Linked DNA regions of Homo sapiens: all the other regions are linked to region 3. Evidence: chromatin loops called from intact Hi-C (ENCODE). Cell type or tissue: ascending aorta. All regions are shown on one strand. Region 1 has its middle 60 kb from the start of ZFHX3-AS3. Region 2 overlaps LOC102723876 (a long non-coding RNA gene). Region 3 overlaps ZFHX3 (zinc finger homeobox 3).

Region 1 (8,000 bases), 330 kb after region 3:
CTGCCCTCTGGGTTTCAGCAATACCGACCGTCCACTCCGCTTTACACCTCTGCTCCCTTTCAAGTCACCTCCTTGTCCACATCTATGACCCTTGAGAGCATGGCACCCTTTAGTTTTGCTGACTGCCATCTTCCCTTGCTACTTCAAAATGCTTCTGAAAATGCATTTTCTCCCTTATCTGCGACTCCAAACTTCATTCAGCTTATATTTCAGAATTATTTTTAGAACTATTGTTTGGTTCAGCATATTAGAATCCTATCTTTGAGAAAGGTGCAATAAGGTTAGGGTGTTGAAATTGGAGGATATTTGTGAGGGTACCTGGCACATGCCTGGTACATAGAAGACACCTACTAAAGTTCACTTATTTGTTCATTGATACCTTCATTTGTTCAATGCATATTGAATGCCTAATACATAAAACGATTACATGGTAACAATGCCTTGAGTCATGCTAGGTGGTGGGGATTCAGATATGAGAGATTTGCTGAAATAGACTAAGGGCATACTCTGAACTTTTCCTACATTTCAAGCAGAGCTAACCAACAATCTAGAATGTTGGTATTATGAATCTCTTGTATTATTTTTAATGCAGGTTATAAATATGTAGGCCTGAAAGTCATATCTCATGGTATGACCTCACGGTATGACTTTCACTTCTGGGCAGTATCTGGGCAACATGGTGAAACCCCGTCTCTACTAAAATCCAAAAAAATTAGCTGGGTGTGGTGGCGTGTGCCTGTAATCCCAGCTACTCAGGAGGCTGAGTCAGGAGAATCACTTGAACCTGGGAGGCAGAGGTTGCAGCGAGGCAGAGGTTGCAGTGAGCCAAGATTGTGCCACTGCACTCCAGCCTGGGCGACAGAGTGAGACGATGTCTCAAAAAAGGAAAAAAAAAAAAAAGTAACTAGTGAGGGAAATCTTCTTTTGGCATAGAAGTGAAATATTTCAGTAAAGTATCAAGGTTATGCCCAGTATGGTGGAGACGCATGGATTCTTGATATTAATGGATGACAGACATTCTTTGCCTACCTCTAGTAATCCTTCAGGTCTTAGATCAAAGCTGTTTTTTCTTGAGGGGGGCTTTCTCTGACCCACCCAATTGTAAATTAGGTACCCCTGTTGTAGGTTCTCTCCTACTCTGTACTCTTCCTTTGCTGCATTTATTACAATTGGTAGTTGCATATTTATTGTGTGATTATCCATTGAATGTCTGTCTCCCTTAGGACACTGTAAGCTCCATGGAGGCAGGGGCCATATCCATTCTGTTCAATACTCAATACCCAATCTCCAGCACAGCACCTGGCACATGGTAGGCACTCAGTAACACTTGTGGGATGATTATTAATGTCCTGATGCTAACTGCGAAAGTGCAGACAGTCCATAAATTGTTCATTTACTTTGGAATCAGCTGTGTAACTTTTTGAAGCATCTTCCTTTCACTAGTTTTTTTTTTTTTTTTTTTTTTTTTGAGACATAGCTCCACTTTGTCACCCACGTTGGAGTGCAGTGCCACGATCTCGGCTCACTGCAACCTCCACCTCCCGGGTTCAAACGATTCTCATGCCTCAGCCTCCTGAGTAGCTGGGACTACAGTCACATGTCACCAGACCCAGCTAATTTGTTTATTTTGGTAGAGACAGGGTTTCAACATGTAGGCTAGGCTGGTCTCGAACTCCTGACCTCAGGTGATCCGCCTGCCTCGGCCTCTCAAAGTGCTGGGATTACAGGAGTGAGCCACCGTGCCCAGCCCTCACTAGTTACTCTGATGCAGGTTATTGTTGAAATAGTTTGGGTGTTCACTGGCCAGCTGGGAAGAAGCGGACAGAAACAGTTGCTTGCTTTTTGCCCCCAGGACAGCTTTGCTGATGGGGCTGGCAGAAGATATGCTGAGCTAGGAAAGGTCAAATCATCAGAGAGTCTGGGAGGTGGGAAAAGCTGGACAAAGGAAAAGAATGACCTCGGGATCTTCCTGTCTGTACTTCCTGTCTCCCCAGGAAGTGTCAGTCAGAGATTTTCAGGAAAGGGTGTTGTCATGGAAACCTGAATTGGCTCTTCCCCTCCAGGCTGTATGGGGACAAGTGCCCTCATGTGCCCCAGCTGTCCCCAGGCTTGTGGAAGAGGGCAGTCAGTTTGAGTTTTCCGACGCACCGTGGAAAATCCAGAGCCGACAATGTCTGGGACTACAGAACCGGCGACAGCGTGCGGCAGGGATTCAAGTCCAGAATGCGGTGGAACCTGTTATGAACTAATTAAAATTTAATCTGCTAAAGCCATTTTCTCCATCATTTGGGAACCCTCTCTTGACTTCAGCAAGTTCCAAAGAGCCTCTCAAATAGAGGATGCTGTATTTTTGCACTTTTTTTCTCTGTGTATTAGATTTCATCCCCCCAAAAAAGCCCTTTTTAAAAAGGGATTCTAGATAGAGTAGCCATATAATTTATCATCCAAACTGGGACGCTTTTGAGAGTGAAAAGAAGTGCTATTAATAATTACTCTGGGATAATAGATACAAACTGGGCTGTTCCGGGGAAATGCCGAGGTATCTTCAAGGAAACTGTAGGGTCAGGCACCGATCAAATGCATCCACTGGGCTGAAAGCCTCAGGCAGAAGGAGCTCTGTCTGTGTGACTCTTGTGCCTTGGATAGTGCTTGGTCTACAGTGAATGTGTAAATCCACAGTTGTCCTGGGTGTGCCTTCTGAACAGAAAATGGCGGGGGGGGCGGGGTGGGGGGCGGGCAGAGTGAACCCAGACGTTCCTTGCAATTTCACAGCCGCAAAGGGGAATCTGTGTTCCTGCAGCGCAGGCAGGTACACGATGCATAAGCGTCTGTGTATTCTGTGTTTACTGATTCCTAACTGTTAGCAGTTAATTGCCATCTGTTGACACACCCTGAGGGGGAATGTTAAGCAGTTCTCGACATCTGCATATATATTCTCTGCCTACATATTTTACTAACTCTTGTTTATGGGACCCATTTCCTCAAATCCATGCTACTGTGCCCCTGATTTTGTAACATACACGTACCCGGTGTCAACCTTTGGGGTTGAATGGGCAAAAATGCCCTCCTCAACTGTTCCCAACACAAAGAAATACTAAATGCTTGAGATGATGGCTACCCTAAATACCCTAATTTGATCATTACACATTATATCAAAATATCACACCTACCCCATCAATATGCACAATGATTATGTATCAATAAAAAAATGGGAAAAAATTCCCTTTTGGGTCCGCCAGAGATGCTGACTGCAGACCGGGTCCTGCCCAGACTCGCCAGCCACTCCATTTCCCACCCCTCCTCCACCCGCCTGCCGGGTCCTTCAGGAAGAGTGAAATGGTCCATTGATCCCTGAGGAGGAAAAGAGCATGTTCGGCCTTTTGAGAGGTTATGGACACTCTGAGTGACACCCGAGCCCAAGCCTCCAACAGCAAGTCCGGCAGCCCCGGGGTGCAGGGGCGAGGCCCGGCCTTGTCTCTGCCATCCACGTGTAATCTGGCCCTGAAACTGACCAGCTCCGACGCCCTCCTTCCTCCTGCCCGCCAGGCGCTTCGTGTTCTTCCCATGTCTTGGGAGAGATCCGTCTCCTTTGACAGACTCAAGATTCCAGGCCGAACTTTCCCATGCCACCGTCCCTCAAAATAGCCCCAGCCGAGCTGTATTTATAGCCGTGTGAGACTCTAATGGGCCAATTTGTTTGAATTTCCACTGCTTTTGTGTTGAACTTACCCCTCTCCTGTGGGCAGTCTCTTCAGGCCTTTATTGATGGGGTGTGTGAGGATGGCGTAGGCCGTGTTCAAGATGGTAGCTCTATAGAGCGTGGGGGCTGTTTTGCATATTTACTGTTCTTTAAAGCCGGTTTTTTGAGAGAGAGAAAGAGACAGAGAAAGAGGTTTCTGTAAGTAGCCCGGACAATGAGAACAAGACCGGCTGTATGCCAAGCACGGGATCCCGGCCAAAACACATATCATTAGCTTGGACCAGCTATAAGCAAGGAAATGAGAAACATATGCTAGGAGCAAGGTTAGGAGTGAAGGACCATGGGTCATTGACAGTCGCCCTAAAACTTTTCCCTTGTTCTTCAGCTGTGGCCTGGCGGTGTCAAATGTCATTTCGACTGCCTTGATTTCTCATGGTGGGGCTGCCTGTGGTTTTTTTTTTTTTTTTTCTTTCTTTCTTTCTCCCCCTGCTGTTTCCTGATGGGACTGTTTTTTTGTTTTTTTTTTTGTTTTTTTTTTTTTTTTTTGGGAGGGGAAAAGAGAACAGTCAGGGAAGGGCTTATGTGATAGTTTTTCTCAGTTCTGGGAAAATAACCTTGTTTCCTGTGATGCACTCTTCAATTCCTCACTTTCTCTGAAGCAACGATGTCTCTGGGTTTTGGATCCATACTGGTTTGAGAGGGGAAGACTGAGGGGAGGCTTTTAAAGCAGTTCTTGCTGTTTCTTTCTTAAATATAATTAGATGCGCCTCATTACCTCACACTGAAGGACTTTTGTACTTTTTCGAGCTGTGTTTTCTGAGATCTTCCGTGGGCGACGGCTTGTCGTTTCCACTTGCAGTTAATTGCATTAGCAGGTATTTTCCCCCCGCCCCTCCCGCCCCGGCATATTTGTCCTCTCTTCTCGCTCTCCCCAAGATATCTGGAGTCGATTTTGCGAGTCCGAAGGCCACACCCAGGGAGTCTGCTTGTGCCTGAACGTGATGAAGGATCTGGATTCCTTTGGCCCTTCCCAGTTTCCCTTTCCTCCACCTCATTCTTTTTTCTTAAAGTCTTCCCCGGACAGTTTACTAACAATGCTCTGCTCTCTTGCACTCCAAGGTCAGGACCCCTGTTCCCTATAAAACCCAGATGAAGAACTGTATCCATGCAACTCAGAGGCGGTCCCTGGAGAGCATCCCATGTGGCTACTGTTCTGAAACGACCACAACCGCCCAGGAAACTCACCAGGCTCCGACACCCAGGTTTGGCCAAAGTCACAAGATAGCCACGGATATACCCTGCCATTCCCATGAAGGGAACGCTATAGAAGTGGGGGCGCAGGGCAGTTGCAAGCCTGTATGGCAGAAAGGGGAAGGAATAAAATGCTCTCCCATAAACCCCTTCGGACCTTCATTCCTTTAAGATTTAGGGAATGGTGTTGGGGTGGAACCATGTAAAATAATTAAAACATTCGGTCCCTGTTTATCTTTTGCTTCCTTCTCTGTGCCTTGTTCTGAAAATAAACTTTGCAGTTAGTTTCCGGGCTCCCAAAATTCCCAAGTGTGTGAGCGTCCTCAAGGCTTTGGGCAGAGTTAATGACCGGCTTGAGGTTCACTGGACGTGTTTCCCCCAGGCGAGCCACCTTTTTTTCCTTAACTTCAGTTTCTGGGTAGCAGATCTCTCTTCTCTGCATGGAGACCTTCCTGGTCACAGGAGGAAACCTCACTTGCTGATGCCTTCTAAGGCCTCAGTGGATCAGGAATGGGTGGTGTGTGTGTTCACACAAAACAACAACAACAACAACAACAACAACAACAACAACAACAACAAAAGGAGGAATAAGGGCTGCCAAACCGCAACATGCAGGCAACGGGCATTTAAGTTTTATATTGACAGCGAGGCAGGATCCTGGTCAGATACCTGAAACTCTTCCAATTTCAAGGAATCTATTCCGCGACTCTCTCTCTTCCCTGTCTTTAGTGGTAGAAGGGGGCTGGTATTAGGTTTGAGTTCACGTGTTTTCTTTTTGCATCCTCACTGCTTGGGCTGCCTCTCAAATCTCCACACAGCCAAAACCTGCCTCCAACCCACCATTTCCTGTCATCTCCTCCACTGTAACCCTCCTGGCCCAGTCACATCTCCTCTTGCTGGAAACCTGTAATGCCTTCTAAATGGTCCCCACACTCTTCTCCTGCCCCATTGCAGTCCGCTCATCAATGAGCGACCCAGAGGGATCCTTTAAAAACCCAAATCAGGGCCGAGCACAGTGGCTTATGCCTATAATCCTAGCATTCTGGGAGGCCGAGGTGGGTGGATCACTTGAGGTCAGGAGTTCAAGACCAGCCTGGGCAACATGGCAAAACCCCGTCTCTACTAAAAATACAAAAAAAAAAAAAAAAAAAAATTAGCCAGGCATGGCGGCACATGCTTGCAATCCCAGCTACTCGGGAGGCAGGAGAAACGCTTGAACCTGGGAGGTGGAGGCTGCAGTGAACCGAGATAGCGCCACTGCACTCCAGCCTGGGTGACAGAGCAAGACCCCCTCTCAAAACCAACCAACCAACCAACCAAATACCCAAATCAGATTAAGCCCATTTCCCTGCTGAAAACCCCACTTGGCCTGGTGTGGTGGCTTACACCTCTAATTCCAGCACTTTGGAAGGCTGAGGCGGGCGGATTACTTGAGGTCAGGAGTTCGAGACCAGCCTGGCCAACATGGTGAAACCCTGTCTCTACTAAAACTAAAAAAATTAGCTGGGCATAGTGGCTCATGCCTGTAATCCCAGCTACTTGAGATGCTGAGGCAGGAGAATCACTTGAACCCAGGAGGTGGAGGCTGCAGTGAGCTGAGATTGCACCACTGCACTCTAGCCTAGGCAACAGAGAGAGACTATGTCTCCAAAACAAACAAACAAACAAACAAAAAAACCACTGGTGGCCCCTGCCTGCTTCTCCAACTTGGTCTTGAGCCATCTCCCCTTCACCTTTTATGTTCCAGCCACACTAGCCTCATTTTCATCACCAGTAGAGTGAGGATGTAACAACGCCTGCTCAGAGGGCTGGGAGGAGTAAGTGCATTAACACACACAAAACATCTAGACCAGGGTCTGGCCATGATAGGTGCTCGATAAAGGGAAGTGCCATTAACAGTTTACTTCTTTGAATTTGCCAAGGACTTTTCCCGCTTCAAGACCTCACAAAAGCCTCTGTCACTTATCATTTCCCCTTTATATGGCTGGCTCTTTTTTATCCTTTGGGTTCAAGTTTACATGTTAACTCTTTAGAGATCTTCTCTAACCAGTCTATTCAAATACATTCCCAACGCTTGAACCCCCATTCCCATTATTTTCTCCTACAACACCCTGTCTGTTTCCTTCAAAGCACTTTTTCCAACTTGGGATGACAAATGATTTTTTACTTGGGGGGCAGGGCTATGTCTAATAATCTTATCCAGCACAAGGAATATTTGTGGAATGAATGCATAAATGAATGAATGTAACTCCTTACCTTTCTTCTGCTAATACCAGAGCCATCCCCAACCCACCTCGTCGGCTATGCCAATTCTCCTCTCCAAATCCTGTATTTACTTATTCTCTCATCCTTTGGCATTATTGACTCTCTGGTCTCTTGGCAATGGAAAAACCTCTAAACCATCTAGCACCGTCCCATCACTCTAGGAGGCTCACACTTTCATTTATATGTAAATGATAAATAATAGAATATGTAACGCCCAGAATAAGTTCAATGACTAATGACTCCTCATCTGCCAAGTCAGAAGGGTTTGGGGATGAATTAACTCATCAACTACCATTAAGAGATCAATGTCAATGCAATTACTCCATAAATATCCAAGATCAGGTATCTTACAGTGCTACCTGAAAGTCTCAAGTGATGATAGGAAGTCAAGTGCAGGTGAAAGCATAGTTCCCATTTTTGTTCCTTATCACCTCCCTTTATGTGAGTACACTGTATTATATTGAAGCTGAGTAACATGAGCTAAGGAGGAGTAACTTGACCTGTCCTCATGCATCTCTCTTTCTTGCTCTCTTAGCCAAGAATACCAAGATGGAAAATGCCCTCGGCTGAATTTTTTATTATTTATTGATTGATAGCCTTCTTCTTCTTCTCCTTTTTTTTTTTTTTTTCCTTAAACCTCCATGCACTTTGCTAATTACTTCTCTGGAAATCATTTCCCTTTACCATTCTCCAGAATGCTGCCACCTTTGGGAAGGAACGTGGCAGTGTGATAAAATGTAGGCTAGACAAGAGCTAAGAGTGGAAAAAAGTCTTCTTCTTGATG
Region 2 (8,000 bases), 920 kb after region 3:
CTTACGTGAGACTGGCTACTGTGACTGAGTTCTATGGATAGTGAGTAGAATAAAGCCTGAGGCTTACTCTCAGTTCATTTCAATACAGTTTCAGGTTTTGGGAATTGGGGAGAAAAGAAAAATTAAAACTCCTGACCTATCTAGTCCCTGGAGCAGAATTTTTTCACACAGATGCATCATATGGCATTGAAGAAAAGAGTTCTCCCAATCCCACCCCTTGCCCCCAGTAAAATCCGTTACGGAAAAAGCATTCTGTTCCAATGTCACTTTAGTCCCTCATAGTGACAGCGTGCATAAAATCCAGTTTTATAAAATTAGCTAAAATAAAACCATGCAGCAGCAACTTTTCTTAGGTAATGTAACCCCTACCTGTCCTCAAAGGCCTGTTGACTCCTTGTATCACAATTTTAAGATATTTTAACTTAAAATCTCTTGTTTCTTCTGCGAAATAAATGGCCCAGGTATATCGCCAGGGTGACTGCCTATACATCTCTCTTGGGTCTTTTAGGACATACTGGATCTTTCTGGGTATCATCAAACTTCTCCATCCAAGAATAAGGGACAGCAGCATCTCTTTGACATCCATAGCCCATTTCTGCTTTGCCAATATCACTTGTGCATCTGGGGCCACCAATGCATCCTATCCTAGCAAGTATCAATGGGAATAAAGAAGAAACTTAGAAAACGACAAAATTCAAGAAGAGCTGAAGCTCTGGAGCTAGCTTTGGTGGAGAAAGAATGATGCGGGATGTTGGACTAAGCGAGAAATGCATAAGAAGGTGAGTGGAAACATAACAGTCAGTCCAGCTGTTTAAAGCACCTATCACTCAGGACAGGACCGCAGACCAGAAGTGACATGGGTCCCCAGGAGTTGTCGCCACTCACTGTGCCCAGGTTAGCTGGCACTAAAGGAAGCTCATGGAAAATGATCTGATCTGAGAAAAGTGACTTAATTCCAAGCCATTCAAAATCATTATCTCAGAGGACATTTATGGTGTTAAGTATTAGATTGGTGCAAAGGTAATTGTGGGTTTTGCCATTACTTTTTTTTTTTTTTTTTTCCGAGATGGAGTCTTACTCTGTTGCCCAGGCTGGAGTGCACTGGCGCGATCTCAGCTCAGTGCAACCTCCACCTCCCGGATGCAAGCAATTCTCCTGCCTCAGCCTCCTGAGTAGCTGGGATTACAGGTGCCCATCACCACGCCTGGCTCATTTTTTGTATTTTTAGTAGAGATGGGGTTTCACCATGTTGGCCAGGATGGTTTCGAACTCCTGACCTCAAGTGATCTGCCCACTTCCACCTCCCAAAGTGCTGGGATCGCAGGTGTGAGCCACTGCGCCCAGCCTTTGCCACTACTTTTAATGGCAGAAACTGCAATTACCTTTGCACCAACCTAATATATCACTCTCCTTGTCCATAATAATGCTTTATCAAGAATACATTCATGCTCAGCAGAAGAATCTTCTCTTTATAAGGTAAAATTATTTGGATTTGAGGAAAAGTGATGAGGACCGCAGGTACCAGAAGCATCATGTTGTAAAGTAGAGAGTACTACATGAGAATTATAAGATTTGGAGATTATCCTTACTGTTTATTTCTCAGTTTTCTTGAGCTAAGAAAGAATAAACACAAAAGAAGAATTCTTTTTCTGACCTTCCCAAAATAGAAAACAAGATATATAATAGATGGTGATGTAGGTTTGTTTTCTTGTAATATTTTCCAGGGCAATTAAGAGAAATATATTACATAGTTCCAAGACCACGACCAGATTCTTGTGGATCTTCCTGTGTCCATTCTTTTCTCTCTTGTTTCTTTCAAATTCACCTAGAGGTACTGGGTCTCAGTTCTGCCATTTATGAGCTATGTGATCTGCGATGGGAGACTTAACCTCTGTGAGACCTGTAGTCTTACGTAATCAGCTGATAGTAGTACCCATTTGTACCAGTCAGAGCCCCAGCAGGAAGCAGATGGCACTCTCAAAATGATTTGAGATTGCAACAAAGGGACTAATTGCAAAGGTGAGGCAGAGTTTAAGGAAACAAGACAGGGTGAAGCACCTTAATGCTAGCAAACGTAGGGAGCTTTTACATCCCTAGATCTGAAGAGGCATGGCACACGGGTAATTCCTACAACCTTAGAAGAGTAGCCACATGAGAAGGGTACCAGAAAGGATTCAGGGCCTTCGGTCAAAGTGATGCTACCAACCCTTGGCCACTTACTGTGGAATAAACACCCCAACCTTTCCCTCCTATCACTCTCTAATCCAGTCTTGATCCAAAGACTGTGTTCCCTCTGTCTTAGATTATAAAGTTCAATCCCTTGATGGGACTTTTCTCCCATTTGTCAAATCCAGCTGGAAACCAGAAAGCAAGGAGACCCACTAACATGGCCTACTCTGGTCGGCCTCTGGGCACAAAGGAGGGTGAAGAAAGGATGGGAGCAGACATGGAGGCACCAATGGAAAGTACCAGAACACTTAAAAAATTGAACTTTTATGTTATTACTCAATGTTACTTTTATATTATTAATCAGTATTTACTGAGCCCAACCCCTATGATAGTTCTACAATGTATTACTCTTAAAATCTAAGCTAGACCTGAAATCCTATATTCTGTTTTAAGCTATTACCTCTCAATAGGAAAAGAGAGGTGTTGAGTGTCACCTTAATCCTTCCTGAGATAAACATTCAAATCAATCTCTCTACAGATTGCCCATAACCTTGTTCTTGTCTGTATTAATACATTCCTGTTGTCTGTCTTTATTTCTGTTTACACTATGTAAATGTTATAGAATCATCAAACTTTAGAAATAGATTTGAGATAACAGATTAAATTAGGGATACCAACTACTCTTTCATTCCACAGATATTTACTGAGCCTGGATTTTATCATCCATGCCAACTATAAGTGATGAGTAGTGGCGACCTACAGCATTGCACTGAGAGAAACTGAAAGCTGTACTCATACAAGCTAGGAAACTGACTATTCCAGCTGAGGGAAAGGAAGAGTGAACCCACATACCAGAAACCTACTTTATCTCGCCAAACACAAATATGGGATGCCTAGTTAAGTTTGAAGTTCAGATAAACAATGAATCATTTTTGGTACAAATATGCCCCATGCCATATTTGGGGCATGTACTTAAAAAATGATTCATTGTTTATCTGAAATTCGAACTAAACTGGGCATCCTGTATTTTTACTTGCTGAATCTGGCAAGCCTGACCCTGACCTTGGACAAGGTTCTTGGCTAACATTTCCACTTGGTAGACTGGGAATCTAAGACCCATAGACAGCAAGAAACTTTCCCAACTTTACACAGCTAGTTAAAACAGAATCAGAACTAGAAGTACTTTCTACTGTCACATATGGTGCCCCCTCTGACTTAGATCATAAACTTCATGAGGATTTAAGTAAATCTGTAAGCCACCTAGCAAACCCTTGCAAGCTGCTAGGCCCCTAACGAGCTCTTTCAGATTGATTGAAAATATGACCTGGAAAATGTCATAATGACATTTCATAATAGTGTTGTGTTAGTTTGTAATGTACAGTATATTACACAAATTCATCAAATGCTTGCAGAATTAATAGTACCATGCTACCATTCTTATACAAATTTTAATAGGAATGAGCATCTATATTTATATGCAGGAATTCCAGATTAGGCAGTTATTTGGTTTTCTACAAATACAGAAAATCAATGACAATCCAAAAACCTATTACAGCTAAAAAGTGACTTAAAATGTAAAATGGGAATTTCTACCTTTTTAACCACTGAAACTACTTCTTTATTGAAGCTGAAAGATATTTAAAAGGAAACACATTTTTTGCCGGAGATTTGTTGACATATCAACAACCCAGTTATCCTACAAATGTACCCAGGGTTCAGGACATGGAAGAATCCTAGGGTTATTACCCATAATCCCTATCCCTTTGAATTGCCCATTATTGAACCATTTATTTGGCTCCAGTGATAAACAGAACTCTCTCCCCACTGCACAGCTACAGCTCCAAAGGAAAAGATGGCTTAGGTGTGTGAATAAAGAAAGTAGTGATATTACATTGTTTATTATCATAGTGCACTCAGATGTGATGACTGACTACCATCCATGGTCGGCAGAATAATGGTCCCCTAAAGGTATCCACACCCTAATCCCTGAAATCTATGAATGTGTTACGTTACATGGCAAAGGAGAATTAAGGTGGCAGAAGGAATTGAGCTTGCTAATCAGATGACCTGATGATAGCGAGATTATTCTGGATGATTGCAATTGGTCCAGTGTAATCACAAAGGCCCATAAAGTGGAGTAGGGTGACTTAAGAATCAGAGTCAGAGTGATGTAATGTTAGAAATACTCTGCCAGCCATTGCTGGCTTTGAAAGTTGAAGGGAACCATGAGCCAAAGAATGGGGACAGTCACAGAAGGTGGAAAAAGAGAAGACACAGATTCTCCCACAGAGCCTCCAGAAAGAAACAATTTTCACCCACGAAGACCCATTTTGAACTTCTAAAGTCCAGAACTATATAAAATCATAAACTTGTATTGCCTTAAACCACTATGCTTATGGTAATTTGTTACAACCACCACAGAAATGAAAACACCACATTTCTAGGATGGTCAGTTATGTGTTAATATCAATGTCAAACAAAACATTTAGATAATAATATCACTCTCAAGCATAAGAGTCATAAAAAGTAAGATATTGAGATGATCAACCAAAATAAACAAGAAAATAGCATTGCTATCTGGAACAAGATAGTAGACATTTTCCAAGGATGAGGCCAAATAAGTGTAAATAGAAGCCCTAACATTTTCTTACGACATCTCCAATGAATTGTCTTCTGCACCCCTCAAAGTAGGAACATTCTGCTTTGAAGATGATCATGCTTGAAGCTACAATCTGTATCTGACGCATATTTCAACTTGTTCTCCAACATAGCTGCTGAGTTTAACACAAAGCCATATAGAGGTCATTTCTATAGAGCACAATAAATACCATTATGTGTTAGACGGATGGATGGATCACTTTTCTCCCCTTGCAAGGTAAGACATTGTCATGAAGAAGGTAAAGGACTGGGATTCAGGAGTCTGGTCTAGCTCCTAACTAGCTGTGAGATCTTGAGCAAGTCACTTCACATCTCTGGGCTTTGGTTTTCTCACTGTGAAAAATACAAGATGAGCTCTAAAGCTCCTTGGAACACAAAGGTCAAGGATGCTAGAGACTGGGGTGATGACGGGAAAATGCAGGAGATGATCAATTCAGAAAGTCCTTAGAAAACAGGCAAGGGGTGAATTCAAGCATTTTGATGATCCCTACCAATGTTACCACAGCCCTGCTTTGTCTATGTGGATTCAGTAGGGCCAGGATGAATCCTGGAAGTTTCCAAGTGGTACTACAGGATCATCTTCCCCTTAAGCAGGAGATCCTGGTGATGGCGCCCCAACAGCTGGCACCCTGGTCCCTGACTCAGCCTAACTCCCACAGCAGAGCTGGTCAGAAAAAACAAGCATGCAGATGAGGAGGGCATGGACAAATGAGGTCATACCACATGAAACTTCTAAACTCAGTGCCTATGTAAAGCAATGGTCAGTAAGGAATTTTCCTCATTGGCCTGCTTTGACAGGTCTGGAGAAATACCATGCTGAGGTCTTACCTTCCTCTGAGGCTGCTGCACACATGCGCCACAGCCAAAGGCAGATTCTGGCTCTATCAGACCAATTATTTCACAGGACATAAGAGTACCTAGTCTGATGTTCCTTTCATTTCCATTACTATCTCACTCAATCACTTCTGAATGTAGTGACAGGACTTGGCTTCCTTCCCTAGAGAACTCTGCTCACTGTCCAGTCCTTATTGCCTTAAAGAATTTTTTTTTTTTTTTTTACTAATGGCTACAATATTTTTTCTCGCTTCACTTTAGGCCATGGCTCCTGGTCCCTGCCATCCCGGAAGATGGTGACTAATCCTTTTCTCTCATTGATATGGTTACCCTGAAAGTATTTATAGACTGTGGTCACCTCCCCCACAGAGGCCTTTCTTCTGGGAGGATATAAATTACTTCTTCAGTCAGTCCACTCAAGTTTGTTCTCCCAACCTTCATATCATTTTTGTGGCCTTTCTTTTCTTTCTTCTACATTTTATTTCCCTCTTAAACTGTGGGGATGTGAGCCACAGCTAACTTTCCAGATGTGGTTAGAATCTTCTTGGGTGAGGCAGAACCATCCAGTTCTCCACCTCCACCCCCTCGCCACAGACCTTTCCTTTGAAAATGGAATTGGAATTGCTGTGTGTACTAGTCTGTTTTCACACTGCTGATACAGACATACCTGAGACTGGGCAATTTACAAAAGGAAGAGGTTTATTGGACTCACAGTTCCACATGGCCGGGGAGACCTCACATCATGGTGGAAGGCAAGGCGGAGCAAGTCACATCTTACGTGGATGGCAGCAGGCAAAGAGAGAGCTTGTGCAGATAAACTCCCCCTCATAAAACCATCAGATCTTGTAAGACTTACTTGCCATCACGCGAACAGCATGGGAAAGGCCTGCCCCCATGATTCAGTTACCTCCCACCAGGTAGCTCCCACAACATGTGAGAATTCAAGATGAGATTTAGGTGGGGACACAGCCAAACCATATCACTGTGCATACCTCGTTTGGGTGGTCATCTACTTTCTGCCGTAGGTGTCTTTCAGATATGTCCGTTCTGCAGTTAGCTAGTCTCCTTCTCACTTGGATCTTGGCTGTTTGAATCCCTGCCTGAGTAAGGAACTGTGTATTTAGCACAACTGCATCTCATCCTCGGCCTGCAGCTCCTGTCTCTCAATGGTATTCTTCACCTGGCCATTTGATTCTATAATAACTTCATATGGGGGGTGTGTGTTTCTGAGCTATCTAATCTGGCTGTCACTAAATACATATGCATAATTACTACCGCATATCAGACACTGTTCTTAGAAAATTCTTGCTTTGGGAGAATCTCCAGGCATCTTGAAAGACATGACTCATTTCCCACACTGCCACTACCTGCAGAGATCTCAGAGCATTTATTTCTAAACTCAGAAGCATTTGTTTTTGGTCTCAGCTCCAGGACTTGGCTGTGTCATGCTATCCTAGGTAGAGGATTTTGGGTCCTTAGACCCAGGCTGATCAGTGCAGGGGCTGTTAGCCACATGGGGCTACTCAAAGTTAATGAAATTAATCAGTAAATAAATGGAAATAAGACAAACAAAAATCAAATCAAGTTTAAAATTTGGTTCCTGGGTTTCACTAGCTACATCTCAAATGCTCAATGGCCACAGTGGCTAGTGGCTACCGTGTTGCACGGCACAGATATGGCACATTTCCACCATCACAGAAAGTTCTAGAGGAGGGTGCCACCCCAGGCAGCTGTGTCCCACAGTCTCCCTTTCTTTATGGTCCTCAGACCTCACCACCAGGCAGTAGTTCTCCCCATCCCTTGTGCTACATTTTCCATTATCATCAAACTGTTTGTATCAGTGGAGATGGAGAACAGATGGTCCTCACCTTTATGCATCCAACACACACTTACTGAGCTCCCAGTATGAGCCAGGCCCTGGTCCTGTCTCTGGGGATAAGCAGTGAATAAGGATCTGTCCACCTGAGGCTTCCATTCCAGTGGATGAGAGAAACAATTAACAAGTATCTACATAATAATGTGTCCGTGGAAAGCCCGAATGCAAGGAAAGGGACAGAGAGAGGGCCATCCGGGAAGGCCTGTCTCAGGTAGAGATATGTGAGCAAGCATTTGGGCACAGTGCAGAAGTGAACCACGTGACATTTCACATAATTTCAGTGTTAGTTATGTGAAGTTGTAAATAAAGCCATGGGTGTTGATGAAAACACCTAGGGGGCAAATGTAAAGAAAGGAGAGAAGGTTTAGAGCTCAGTACCAGGGGACTCCAACATTCCCTGGTACAACACTTCTAAAAAGTTGAAAAGAGGCCAGATGCAGTGGCTCATGCCTGTAAACCCAGC
Region 3 (8,000 bases):
TTCTACCTGTGTTTTGAGGTATTTGGGGGAGCTGACCACAAGTACCTCAATTTTACAGACTAGGAGACCAGGGATTGGAGCAGGATAGGGCTCCAAAGCCACACAGTGGGGCCAGGCACAGTGGCTCACACCTGTAATCTCAGCACTTTGGGAGGCCAAGGCAGGCAGATCATGAGGTCAGGAGATCGAGACCATCCTGGCTAACACGGTGAAACCCCGTCTCTACTAAAAAATACAAAAAATTAGCCGGGCGTGGTGGCGGGCGCCTGTAGTCCCAGCTACTTGGGAGGCTGAGGCAGGAGAATGGCGTGAACCCGGGAGACGGAGCTTGCAGTGAGCCGAGATCCCGCCACTGCACTCCATCCAGCCTGGGCGACAGAGCGAGACTCCGTCTAAAAAAAAAAAAAAAAAAAAAAAAAAGCCACACAGTGAGGAAACCTGAAGGAGGGTGTCTAAAGGAGGATGAAGGCCATCAGCTGTGTAGGGAAGAAGTGCTCGGGGTGACGCTTACACAGTCAAACAAGACAGAAGCCATGGGCAGTGTGGGCGGTGCAGCCTCACACCCTGCTCCCTGGGTGCTGGCTCTGCGGGAATCTTCCCTCCATCAAGGTGGTGATGTTGAGGCAGGTGGATTCTAATAATGGTACCATAGTTGTTCAAAGCAATGCCTAATTTTTCTTTACAGTTTAAGACAAATGGCATGGCAAGGATAAAAAATGAACTCACCAAAACCAAAGCAAACCCCACGATACACAAAACAAAACCAGCCAATCCTGTTTCCAGGCACCTGGTACCCTGTTAACTTCCTGCCCAGTGGCAACATGAAGCCCCAAATAAAAGCATCACATTTAAAGAAAGGACAAGACACAGCTCTCTCTCCCCCTCTCCTACATCCGCACACACTCACCCACTCACTCACATACTCCTCCCCTCCATGCTCTTTTCTGGAAAGGGGGGAATCCCAGAAGTACTGCTCCCAAATGGCTTGGGGCAGAGCTCATCATCGATATTCTGGATCAGGGTGAGGTCCAAGGCACTGCTGACAGGGTTGCTGTCACAGCCCCGAATCCCAGCCACAGAGAACTAGCAAAAGCCAAGTAATTGCTTTTTCCCCTTCCACTAATAAGCTTTTCAGCAGAGGAAGAATTCAGCTTCCTGTAGTCAACAGACCCTTTTTTCCCTGCCTCTCCTCGCTCCAAATAATCTAAAGTGACTGCAATTTCAGTCCTGGCTCTCCAGCATTCAGCTCCAATGGCTGAGGTCAGAGGGTGTCAAGTGAGGGCTCTCCATTTCTTTTCTACTCTGCCTTCACACCGCCCATGTTTCTTTGTAACTGAGGCAACCTGCCTCCCTCGCCCAACCATCACATGCACCCCCAGCACACAGCACACAGACCTCACATTCCAGGAAATGTATTTTAAGGCCCAAAACACACTGGGGCTCAGGAGTGGTGGTGGGGGGGTGGGTGTCCCTTTGCTGTAAACAACTAATAATGACTGACCTCAGATGCTCTGGTGACCAGAGCAGCTGATATCCCCGTTCTTAGAAAATGCACCGCAGCAGGACATTGGCTTAGAGGTCGTTAAACCATGTGGCTGGTTGTGCGGTTTTTGGTTTAGTTTTATGCAAATGACTCTGGTTCCTAAATTCTTAAGATCTTGCTATGCATTTGTGGCATTGGTATCTTCAGGCCTGGCTCTGTGTCGAATGAGAGGCAAGTAGACTGCCCCGAAAACCCTGCCCCGCCCCCTCCCCTTCCTCATTTCCGAGATGAATGAAATGCTATTTCAATTAAGTCCTGTAGTAACAGTGCTCCCCTTCCCTGCCTTCATAGAGAGCTAAGCCGAGAGCACAGACAGAACTGAAGGTGAACAAACAAAGGGAAATGGAATGAATGAGAGAATGAACAGGTGCATGAGGGGAACGAGGGAGGCCCCGGCAGGTTCCTGCTCCTCCGTGTGGCGGAAAAGAGGGCAAGGTGCGGACACCAGAGGCTTGCTTCTGGAAAAGCAGCTCCAAGCGGGGGAAACAGAGGCAGCACTGCGGAGATGAGGCACACTTCTTCCTCCCCCTGCGCCCAGTGCTTGTGAAGGTCTGGAAGGGAAGGAAAGAAGGGGAGATGCACCTGAGAAAACACTGGAACCCCCTCCCCCTGCCACCACACACACGCCTAGAGGACGCACACTCCTGGCTGCAGCCCGGCCTGTGATGGGAATTTATTTCCCTCAATTATGTGCTCTTGTCCCCAGTCTCAGTTCATCAGCACAGTGCAGCCAAGTCAATGAAAGGCTCCATAATGAAGTCATCGCATGCACAGGGACATCCCGGCACCTGCCCGCTGGGCTGGCAGGGCTGCAGCCACGCCCGGCCCTGAACCAGGCCTGCGTGGGCTCTCCGCCCCCAACTCACATCACTGCCCCACGCCACGTGCTCCCACGCTCTGTGTCACGGCACCCCCGTCCTGCCCCAGGAGCCTGTGTTCTGGCTGCCATCTTCTTTGCCCCAATCCCAAATGTTCTGACCGCAAAGCATCTGTGACCCAGACCAATCAGTACAAAACACTGACGACTTTCCCTTTCTCCTGCCTGTGTAGACCCCTTCACCACCAAGAGCCTGATCACAAAAACCAATACCACGCGCCTGGAAAGCCTCCATTGGCTTAAGTCATTAGCAAGTATCTAACAATAGCAACACAATCATCACTCAGCTGAAGTAGATAGTATTAGGACTCTCATTTCACAGATGAGGCTCAGAGAGGTTAAATTACTGGTGAAGGTCACATAGCTAGGAGGTGACAGCTGATGCCAAGGACCATATGCTTAATGGCTACCTCTAGAGGCACCAACCATGGTGGCCTTCACAGGAGAACACACACTTGTGCTTGTGCTGTCTGTCCATCCATCCGCCCACCCATCACATATCCATGTGGCACCTACCCCAGGCATTGACAACACGGCTGTGAACACAACAGGAAAGCCCCTGCTCTCATGGGGCAGGGGCAGGAAGGAGTGGGGAGAGTAAAACACAGTAAGCAGCTCAGTAAGTGAGCATATTCTAAGTCAGAGGCTGCTAAGGGTCAACGATAAAGTAGAAAAAGGAATCCAGGGAGTTCCTTAACATGGGAAGCTCAGAGAGGGTGGCATTTGCACACAGACCTGGAAGAAGTGAGAGTGTGAGCCACAGGAGGCTCACATGGCAGAGGCATGGCACGTGCAAAGACCCAGGGCACAGAAGGAGGGCTGGCCTGCTGGAAGAGCGCTGAGCGCTAAGCAGGGAGAGAAGGGACAAGGCAGGGGATAAGCTCAGAGAGGTCTTGGGCAGCATCCTGTAGGCCTTGCTACCCACTGCAGGCCACGGGCACTGTGAGCATGAAAGGTACCTTTGAGAAAGTCAGAACAAGGTGCTCCTCCAGCACCTCTTCCTCTGGGCACATATGGTCCTGAGACCCACCACTCCCTCTGCTGGGTAAGGTAGTGTCTGGGATGGACTGCAGTCTTTATGCATCCCCCTTAGCAGAGAACTGTTTGTGTGGGGGACAACCTGCACGGCTTTAGCTGGTGGCCCCGGCAGGGATTTCCAGTAGAAAAACTCCTGTCTTTCCCTAAACATGCATGTGCAATATATCAGTGCAGATACGGATGTGGCTGCAGATACAGATAAAATCTCTTTGAACCTTTCCATTTACTGGGGGCTGGCAGGGGTGGGGGTAGAGCTGGCCTCACGGTGAAGAAACACAAAGAGGGGAAGCGGACCAGTGGCTATCCTTTGCCATGGGCGGTGCTGCAGCACTTGGACAGTCTGGACGCCCATAAACCAAAGGACCCATCTGACCATCGTGCTCTGAAGCCTCTCCCTGAGAAGAGGACAGGGCAGCACCAAGACTGGGGTGAAGGACTCAAGGCTCAGAATGGCAAATGCAGAAATTAGTTACTGCGGTGCAAATGCAGAAATTAGTTACTGACTGTTCTGCATGTCCCTTCTATGGAAATGCATTGTCCCTGCACCTAAATGTATTTCAGTGGACTTTGTAAATTTAAAAGCCATAGAAAACTATGTGACCTCGGCAGGGCTATTTTAAGCTAGCACTTCCTAGTACAAAATGAATTTGGTATTGAGGATGAAGGGGGGACTTTATTTTTCTCAAATTGGCTGTTGTAGAAGAAAGTCTGCTCAACTCAGCACTACCTAAGACGTGTCTCCCCCTAGTGACACGCAGACCTCTCTGCTACTGGTGCCACCACCCTGCAGTCTCAGGGCTGGAGCAAGGCAGCTAGGTGCAGGCAGGCAGCATTAGTTCTGCAGGCTGCATCTGGCCCTGAACCTAGGACCAGCCATCTCTTGGTACCCTGGGAGCTCCAAGAAACTCAGTGGTCAGGCCCCGGAGTGTTCCAGGTTTTGCTGCAATGTTAAGAAGTGAGCCCGGAGCACCCCCAGGGCAGCTGATCCACACACAGCTTCCGCAGCCAAGGGAAAAGAGGGGATGGATGGAGGCCAGGATAAAGAAGGGGAGGGGTGGCAGGTAAAGGGAATCTCCCCAGAGGAGTGAATTCCTTTCCAGGCTTGCTGGGGACCCAACAGGGACACCCCAAAAGGCAAGGCCTAAAGCCAGAGCAAAAACAAGCAGACGCAAAGCAGGGGAGAGTAAGCGATGGGCGAAGACATAAAAGCCCAAAGATGAGAGCTGAATGGAACAGGAAGCAAACCAGGGCCAAACCCATCACGGCTTAAAGCAAACGTTAATGTAGGTTCCACATTGATCTGAAGCCCGAGGGGGAGGAGGCTGGGTGCAGCCAGGCTCCTCCCCTCCTCCATCTCATTCCATTCACATCATCAGGAGAACTGTGTTTTGGGGAAGGGGTCAGGACAATGATTGGAGCCTGAACTTAGCTGCTGCCTTTTACAGTAGCTTCCCAGAATAAACTGCCCCAAGACTTCATCCATCACCAAAAAAGGCAACTGTAAAAACACAGGTCGCCAGCCCCTTGCCTCACACCAGCACAGTGGCCCTCCCTCCGCTCCTGGGGATGGGGGTGCTGAGGGGGAATGGAGGGCAGGCGCTCAGGCCTGGCACTAATTGCTCTTGGGGATGCTGTGTGGTGTGGGGGCTGTTCCCTGCGCTAAGCAGTTAGGAACTTCCTAAATCATTAACCTTTCTCGGAGCGCATTGTACTGGGAGGTGCTCCCTCTGCAGCCTATTCACGAGCCCTATTGATCTGCCGCACACTCGGTGCCTTCAAAGTTGTTTATGATCAATATGCAAATTGCCCATGGCATTGATCTAGTATTAATTTTCAATTAGGGAATCCACAAGGGGTCTCTGAGGGTCAATACCTAACAATGCAAAGGAAACTCCGCTGTGGAGTATCAGGCCTGATGCTGATAAAAGCTTCCTAAGCCTCCTCCTCAACAGTTCCAGGCCCTCTGGGCTGTCACCTTCACTGTGGCTCATTTGGTTCCCTCCTAAGTCAGACCCCTTCGGCGGCCTCCCAGGCTGGGTCTGCGGCCATCACCCTGTGCCCCCCCTCCCACCCCCTATGCCACTGGAACACCTCCTGGCCTGCCAGTGCCTGCCCCTCTTGCCCGCCCTCCTGATCAGATGCCCCCAGACATGCCTCCTCATCTCCCCATGCCACGCCCAGACCCAGGACCACTCTCTCCCCCAGCTCCCCAACCACACATACCTTCTTCCTCCCTCTTTCCCTTTCCCTCGTTTCTGCTTAGTCACGGAACGTCACCTTGGCATGCTGCCACGGCTGGAGCTGGCGAGCTGCACGGTCCCCAGAAATCTCAGGCAGGCAGGCAGAGCGCCGGGCTGCCAGGTTATGCTTGGCAAACAACCCACTGATGTCATTTCAAAAAACCAGGGGGGAAGGAAAAAGGCACAGCTTCAAATCATCTGTTTCTCCTTCTTTCTTTCGTCTAGCAAAATTTTTCTTCCTAATGAAGCCCGGGGGTGGGGGATGTTAATTACTTTACCACTCACTCATGGTTCCCAGAAGAGGCCAACGCCCGCCCTCCAGGAGCACAGGGCAGTGCGTGTGAGCCACTGACGGAGAGTGTCCCTGGGGACAGTGTGCCCAGCTGGGACTGGAATGACCCGGGAACTCAGTCATTCCATTTACGCCCCTAACAGCCCCTGAGAGACTTGCGTGGGAAAGCTCTGCAGCCAGAGGAGCTGCAAGAGAAAAACGTGGCTTGGTCTCCTCCCAGCAGGTAGGGGGACAAAAGCAGGGCTCAGCCATACTCCAGCCTGGGGCCCAGCCGGCTCAGCCTGACTTCTCTCTCTGCCAGGAGGTTGAAATGTGCTTACGTTTGGAATAAACCTGCCTGAAGATGAGGCCACGATCCTGCCAAGATGGTGCCCACGATCCTGCCTAAGTCCCAACCCATGCCCTGCCCACTTTCCACACTGCCACTCATGGCACTAACCAGTGCATTAGCTAGCCAGGCTAATAGGTTTATGGATAACATTAATTACCACGTTCCTCATTAATGGATGAAATCTTTATTGGTGCCATTGATCAGCGGACTTGTTAGCTGGCCTCCTAACCAATGGCGGATGTAACAAGCGTTCTTATTGGCATATCAATTAATGCAATCAATTCCTGGCCAACGGCTGCCATTCACTTCCCTGGTTGTTCGAGAGTAGGAGACAGAGCCCTGTCAAGAGTGCCTTTACTTAGAGCTCCAGCTCTCAGCTGACTTCCAGGTGGGCTCTCTGCCACTTGGAGTTCACCTACCAAAAAAAAAAAAAAAAAAAAAAAAAAAAAAAAAAAAAAAAAAAAAAATTCACACCTACCCTTCCATCTGAAAATCACCTTTCCGTGTTCCAGTGATGACAAAAGTGCTAAGCTACGTCAGGGGACATAAGCTGAAAGAAAAGGTGGGAACGGTCGGGGGACTGTCAGAGCAAACAAGAGGATTAGAGAAATCAGATGTTTCTAGGTTAGGCACTGATAGAAATGATTCAGGCCCCAGACTGGACTAGGGACAACACTCCAGATGGGACCAGCCTGAAAACACAAGCCACAGCCATCATCAGCCCTCTGCCCACCCTGGGGAAGCCTTCCTGACCCCAGCCTCCCCAAGCCACAGTCACACCTACTGTCACACCTACAAAGTCACACCCACCAGTGTCTACCTCACTTAGCACTTCAGACCACAGGTCCCACATGGAAACATCACCTGCCCATCTTCACTCCTACGCTTCAGTACGGAAAAGGACTTACCACAGGACGAACGACCATCCCACTGTCACTACCAAGTGTGCAGTAAATCTGTGCACACAAGTGCTATTTTCATGTGTGTTGAAATACACATAGTCAATCATTTCAACAGCACTTATATCACTGTAGAGTCGAAGTTGGGGAAAAAATTTCTCTGGGCAGCGAGAAGTTTTTAGGGACATTGATTAGAGGAGGCTCAAGGAACTGGGGATATAGGGTGGGTCCACAGAACCATGGACCATGGTAGAGCTGGACTACTGATGACCAGTGATCACCAGGGCATTAACACCAGAGCAAAGAGGCCGGGCTCGCCAGGCCCACAGCTTTGGGAGGAAACGTGGAGGATGCCTCCCCCTAAGATGTGCTTTGGGCTCAAAGGATTGACTGGAGTTTGCCCCAGATGGGAGCAGCTTGAAATATTATTCCAGATTTGTTTCTAAAAGCCTAAAATTAAAAAAAATAATAAATCAAAAAAGGAAGAAAAATCACTACTCAATGATGCTAGAGCTATTAATAAACTCTGCAAGCAGGAACATTTGACTCAAGGGGAGGGGGTGCAAGCAACGAAAACTGGTGGGAAGCAGATGGGGTTGGGGGGAGAAAGTAGCTTTGGGCCAAGTGGTGACAGGGCCCAGGAGCCTGACTGAGGCTGCGGTGCAGGGACATAATTCTCAGCGTCTGAAAGCATGGCTCGGGGTTTCTAGGATAAACAGCAGAAATATTTCCTTTCACTTATAAATAGAAAGTGCCATTTTTTTCCACATGGAACGTCAT

Evidence for each region. Peaks named below come from ENCODE experiments on the same cell type or tissue, not always from the same donor. Only the 100,000 strongest peaks of a DNase experiment are listed, where the experiment ranks them.
Region 1: a loop joins it to region 3, with 4 times the contacts of the local background. A loop is called at or near these places in 20 of 110 quality-filtered maps.
Region 2: a loop joins it to region 3, with 10 times the contacts of the local background. A loop is called at or near these places in 2 of 110 quality-filtered maps.

The regions. Positions count from the first base shown.
Region 1 is chr16:73,168,781-73,176,780 of GRCh38, forward strand. It overlaps a transcript of ZFHX3 not described here. Among named protein-coding and RNA genes, the nearest start is that of ZFHX3-AS3, 60 kb to the right of the region's middle. RefSeq lists enhancers at 1,616-2,117, 2,118-2,617, 2,688-3,537. In ascending aorta, CTCF peaks have their summits at 4,124, 4,326 and 7,921; DNase peaks (open chromatin) are centred at 3,531, 3,951, 4,934 and 7,981; H3K4me3 peaks cover 1,684 bases; H3K27ac peaks cover 4,523 bases.
Region 2 is chr16:73,765,891-73,773,890 of GRCh38, forward strand. It overlaps LOC102723876 (a long non-coding RNA gene), which reads left to right. Exons shown (of 3, transcript XR_001752375.2): 3 at 509-640. It also overlaps a transcript of ZFHX3 not described here. Among named protein-coding and RNA genes, the nearest start is that of TRK-TTT1-1, 290 kb to the left of the region's middle. In ascending aorta, no CTCF peak of the experiment used is centred here; DNase peaks (open chromatin) are centred at 3,231 and 5,449; H3K27ac peaks cover 7,621 bases.
Region 3 is chr16:72,843,120-72,851,119 of GRCh38, forward strand. The region is part of intron 4 of ZFHX3 (zinc finger homeobox 3); the gene reads right to left. Among named protein-coding and RNA genes, the nearest start is that of ZFHX3-AS1, 180 kb to the left of the region's middle. RefSeq lists an enhancer at 2,293-2,792 and a silencer at 4,195-4,254. In ascending aorta, a CTCF peak has its summit at 4,198 (motif pointing left); DNase peaks (open chromatin) are centred at 5,752, 6,042, 7,552, 7,852 and 3 weaker places; H3K4me3 peaks cover 2,726 bases; H3K27ac peaks cover 7,276 bases.